Linked DNA regions of Homo sapiens: region 2 is linked to region 1. Evidence: read pairs that join two places in POLR2A ChIA-PET (ENCODE). Cell type or tissue: HepG2. All regions are shown on one strand. Links, peaks and the distances in the headings refer to the core of each region. The heading gives the core; the rest is flanking DNA.

What was found. ChIA-PET counts read pairs that join two places held together with the same protein. Peaks named below come from ENCODE experiments on the same cell type or tissue, not always from the same donor. Only the 100,000 strongest peaks of a DNase experiment are listed, where the experiment ranks them.
Region 2: POLR2A ChIA-PET joins it to region 1 with 18 read pairs; 21 of 35 experiments call an interaction of 5 or more read pairs at or near these places.

Annotation. Positions count from the first base shown.
Region 1 is chr3:194,074,377-194,077,181 of GRCh38, forward strand. The region is part of intron 1 of LOC102724877; the gene reads left to right. Among named protein-coding and RNA genes, the nearest start is that of LINC02028, 4.8 kb to the left of the region's middle. In HepG2, for the core only: a CTCF peak has its summit at 1,655 (motif pointing right); a DNase peak (open chromatin) is centred at 1,605; H3K4me3 peaks cover 239 bases.
Region 2 is chr3:194,129,710-194,132,514 of GRCh38, forward strand. No RefSeq gene overlaps it. Among named protein-coding and RNA genes, the nearest start is that of HES1, 5.0 kb to the right of the region's middle. In HepG2, for the core only: no CTCF peak of the experiment used is centred there; DNase peaks (open chromatin) are centred at 232 and 1,772; H3K4me3 peaks cover 2,300 bases.

The sequences.
Region 1 (2,805 bases), core at 223-2,722:
GCACCCTTGGAGAATGACTAGTTCTCCAGATGAAGGTAATGGGGAAGGCCACTGCAGGTAGAGGAGACACAATATGATAACTTAGAAAGGACACAGAAAATATAAACCATAAATTAAAAATTGAGAATTTTATGTTATCAAAATGTAAAATGTCTGCTTGCAAAACATACACCATCAAGAAAACAAACAGATAAACCACAAACCAGGAGAAAATATTCACAAAACATATATCTGACAAAGGACATACATATAGAACATATAAAGAACTTCTGTCACTCAACAATAGAAGACAATCTAGTTTTTTTAAGGACCAAAGACTGAAAAGACACTTTACAAAAGAAGATACACAAATAACCACAATAAGCACGTGTGAAAGCACTCAACATCATCAGTCACCAGAGAATGCAAATTAAAATTATGAGCTACCCCTACATACCTGCTAGAATGGCTAGAATTAAAAACTGACAACGCCAGGTGTTGGAGAGAACTGGAACTCTCGTACCTCACTAATAAGAATGTTAAATGGTACAGCCACTTTAGAAAACTGAGAGTTTCTTTAAAAGGTGAATATATACTGACCCAGTGGGATACTGGTAAATTTTTAACAATGACCTCTCCACAGGGAAGTTGAGGCTGCCATGAGCTGTGATTGTGCCACTGTACTCTAGCCCAGGTGACAGAGGGAAACCCTGACTAAAAAATAAAATACAATCAAAAACTAATGGGCTCTCCAGAAGAAAAACAAATGCTACAAAGCCTGATTTGTAGCATTTTCTGATTTCCCTGGTATAAATCTTCTACCATGGCCGATTTCAAGCTACCCACATGACGACACTGAAGGCAGCATTGGGAAGAGATGACCACGAGTGGCTCTTGCTCACTTGTCCCGGTCCACTCCAGCACACCACTATATCTACTCCACGACCTAGCAACCTACTGAGTCATAGGCATTTACCTAAGATAAATGGAAGCACAAGTCCACAAAACGTCTCCTGCAAGAATGCTTGTAGCAACTTTACTTGTAGCTCCAAACTGGAAACAACCTAGGTGACCATCACAAGAGAACAGATATATTTGCACTATATTTGCACAATGGGATACTACTTAGCAACAGGAATGAATGATCTACTGAGACATGCAGCAACTCAGATGAATCTCAAAAATACCAAGCTGTGTGAAGGAAGGCAAACATGAGAAGTGCATCCTGTTTGCCTTTATATGAAATCTGGAATAGCTGAAACTAACCAATAGTGATAGAAACCAGATCACGGTTGCTGGGTGATGGTGGGCATTGACTGGGAAGGAAGGACTTTCTGGGGTGATAGAAATGTTCTGGACCCTAATATGCCTTGATCAAAATGGAATCTTTACAATCGGAGCATTTCACTGTATATAAATTATGCGTGTAAAAGAAAAAGGCATCACACCTAAAAAGCCTGGATTTCCCTTTACTTCGATATTCAAGACAGCTTAGAAGCAGAGGATCGCAGATCAGCTTGGGGGCTGCAAAACAACTGCCTCAGCACATGGGTTCAGGGAGTAAGCTGTGTTCCTCTTGCTTTCTTTTAGCAAAATCAACAAAGCATTATTTGCTTTGTTGGCCACTGTGGTTACCAGGTCTCCAGCCACAGGACAGAGTATGGGCTGAGCCGGCAGAGGGCACTGAGGTCAGCCTGGCCTGGTCCTGCCCACAGCCCACTCGTCATTCCTCCATCCCCTCCTTCATTGTTGAGGAAGCCATTTTTGAGAAACTTGCAAAGTTACTCCATCCCCAGTTATCTTCAGTTTCTCCTGTTTTCCTCCACTCCTTCTCCCCTCATCCACAACCTTCCATCCCTCTTCTACCTAAATACTCTTAGAGAGCCATGTGCTAAAGATTTAATAGCCCAGGGCAGTCAGGAACCCCTGATTCCAAGAGTTCTGCTAGTCACTCAAGCACAAAAATTGGTTAGTAACTTGTCAAAGGTTACCCCGTGCGTTGACTTTCACTTACTCACTCTCTGAGCCTCACTTTTTTTAAATTTGCAAAATAAGGGAAATAATTCTCAGCAGTCAATTTTAGGGATAAAATGAGAATCTGTGAAAATATCAGCCAGTTTGAGGGATTTCAAGTTTATGGCTAGTTTTCTCTTTTTATATTTTATTGTAATTAATCGTTACTATAAGCATTTTCAGGCCATTCTAAAGAGGGGGTGCAGTTCTCCCAAGTCCTGCACGGAATGAGGAGCAAAGCCAGGATCCCAGCCTGGGTCTCTGCTCTTCGGTCAGCTCGGTGCTTTCCCAGGTGGAAGGCCAGCTGGCCCAGGGCACTGCAGCGGACTCCACCTACTCACGTTTCCATCTCTGCAATTCTAGAAAAATAGCACAGAGGGCCAGGTGCAGGAAGGTCGAAAGGCTGTTATCTCACACAAAAACAGTAAAATTCCTTTCACACCCTTCTACCTCCCACCCTTTAATTAGTCTCTTATGAACATAAAGTCTCCTTGACTTTTCAAAGTTTTATAAAGAATTACTTGTGGAACTCTTGGAGACCAAGTGTGAGGCACTTATAAAACTTCACATAATACACAGAGTTTCCTTTAGCTTTTCCGTATTTTATTCACACACACTTTCCCGTAACAACATGTGCCAGTCATTCTCCAGCTGCTCCCCACCCCTCCCACCCCGTAACTTCATTCTCCTTCACACTTTCTGCTGGAAAAATTGCTGCTTCCAAGGCCCTCCAAAATATTTCGAGCTACTCTCCTTAATTGCCTTGCTCCTCAGAGTTCATGTGCCTTCAGTCTTCTTATTTGAGGCAGGGTC
Region 2 (2,805 bases), core at 214-2,713, 55 kb after region 1:
GCCTTGCAGGCTCGCCTCACTGAAGCTCTGCTCAGAGGTTAGGAGGTTAGCTGGGAGCACATTTAGAGCCTGCCCACCGCCGCTGCTGTGGCTGGGCCAAACGTGTGATTTAAGCCATTCCAGGATGCCCCGCCCCCACCCTACTGGGAAAGGCTTTCTTGGCAACCATCCTCTTTCAGAGCCATTAGAAAAGTGCACATTCCCTTGGTTTCACTGGCTCCAAGCGAGTGTTGGGGGGTGGGGGGAGTATTACAGGCTGCCGTTAGCCAATGTTGAAAGCTTCTGTTTTCCACCCCCACCTCCAGTTTGCAGTGCAAGGTCCTAGCTTGGCCAGGAATCAACCAGGCATTTTGTTCAGAAGTAGCAACTCATTTTTATCAAAGATGGAATGCAGTTGCAGTTGTTTCTAATGCCTCTGCATGACAACCAGGGCTCTTGCTCCAAGCACTCCCGACTCCTCTTTTCCCCGCAGACACTTTGCTTTCTCACCTATCCCTTTCTACATCCAAAAATTGGATGCAGAGCTGCTCAAGTGCCTCAGAATTCAGGAGTCAAAAGTTGTAGCAATTCAAAGTAGCTTTATTGTGTCTATTTTAAATGCAGGCTTTGGTGATCACAACTCTATAAACCCAACCGAAAATTACCCAAGGACCACAGCAGTTGGTGTGGTGAAAACAGCTCCCAGCTGGCTTCTGCCCACCCTACACCCCCCACACACCCCCAGCCTTATGCTGCTGTGGGCAGCTGAGCAAGTCCCTTCCCTCCCTGGGGCTTAGAGTACCCACTAGTAAGCAGAGACTCCAGATCAGCTTTCCTTAACCTTTTTTGATTGCAAAGAGCTTTGCGATTCTGCTGAAAGCTGTGGACCCTCTTCTCAGGAGAAAGAAAACGTGATGCATCCATTTATGCATTTGGAAAATATTTATTAAGCTCCTGTTAAATATGCACATACAGACACACGTTGAAATTCCATTTCAGGGGCTTTATAGGTAAAAAAAAAAAAATCCTGGTTATGAATTCTGCGATCAGCACATACAGACTGCTATCTAGAAAGACTATGATACTGATTCTAGTAGAGGGTTCTCAAGCTACCAGTCAGCACATGCCAGAGAACGGGGGCAGCAAGGTGGTCATTACAAAGGTGACCTCTAGTTGCCCCCCCCTTCCCAGCACCCCCACCTGGCACGCGCCCCAGCAAACATGCATGCACAGCCGGCCTGGAATGTGCTGTTTCTGGGCACTGGGACTGCTGGAAGCTGGCTGCAGCCCTGGAGAGATGACAAACATGTCTTTTCTATCCTGGGCTTTATTTTTCTCACGGTCCCTGAAAGGGCTGTGATCAGGTGATATGTGTGGGACTGCTCCCTGTACAGGTGCAGAGCAGGTACCGAGGGGAGGAGAAAATCCACCGTGTGTGTACTTACTCAAAGCTCGTTCAATAGCCCTCCCAGGATAGCTCTTGGCAGGGCAGCTACCACGTCTCTGGCAGGCTGGAGGGAATCTGAGTGTGAGAAAGTCAGTCATGCGGAGGAAAAGGGAAAAAAAAAAGCTTCAAGTCCTCAGGCAAAATACCTTTTTTCTTCTTCTCTTGCTCTCTCCTTTCTGTAGCTTTAAACCAAACCCACAAACCACTCTGATACCTAGGGGACAAAGGGGAGTTTCACTAGAGATGCAGTTATTTGTTTTATGGTTTGAAAGCAAACAGGTGATGCGGTAAGACAGAGAAGTCGCCCTTCCGGGGCGGGGGTGGGGGGACGCTGTGGGTGGAGACAAGTGCGGGAGCCCCTGGTTGTATGTATTGGGCATGACACGGTGAGAACGATTCAGAACGATGCTGGTGTCACAGGGGGATCAAAGAAGTGACCTCCACTGATGAACTGGGCTCCATTTTCTCTTTGCTTTGGGAGTCGGGGGAAAAGGATGACTGAAAAATAAAGGCTGTTTCTATCTATCTAAGAGCATTCTTCCAGATGCAGATGCTTCTTCCTGAGTTTAGGAGCTTACTGTCCCATTTGAGAAGGGGTGGGGAGAGGACAACGTTGGTCCTATTTTCACTGCCTAGCATAAGGAAACTGAAAAGTCATCTGTGAGCCCATCTGCAAGAAACTCTTCTTGAATGGTTAGAGTGGAAAGCCAGAGAGTTCCTGGAATTTATTTTTATTTATTATTTATTTATTTTTGGTCCAGACACAAATTCATAATTTTTTTTGTTACTTGAGCCTCTGTCCCCCTATCTAAAAACGTGTGTGTGAAAGTTACTTGCCCATTCCACCAGTCCAAGCACTCCCAAAGTGGCAATAAACGAGTTGCTGATTAACTATTTGACCCACGAGGCTGCTTTAGCCCCTTCAGTGAGACCCTAACTTGACCATATTCCATTCCCCATGCACCTTCAGGGCACCAAATAAGAGTGGGGAACAGAATCAGATGAAAAAGTCTCTTAGAATGGGCAGGGAGTGGCATAACCCAGTAGTTAATGAGGGCCGACCAGCAGACAGCAGTCAATGTCATGGCAGAGCCTGGCAGAGCCTAGCAGAGCAGGCACTGGTTCTGAAAGATTTGGGGGGAACCTGGAAAGGGTTAACATGCTTCCCCGGGAAGGGTTTAGTTCCTCAGAAGAATCTGGGTCAGTGTATTTGGGAAGTTTTTAAAAAGTCAGACGCTCAGTAGAAGCATTTTAAGAAGCTTGCAAAGCTTATTGGGGCCATGGCAGAAAGGAGGGTAACTTCATAGGCTCATCACCTTTCACCAAGAGGATTTTCACCACACAGGAAAACCCTACGTTTTCCAAAAGCAACAGACAAT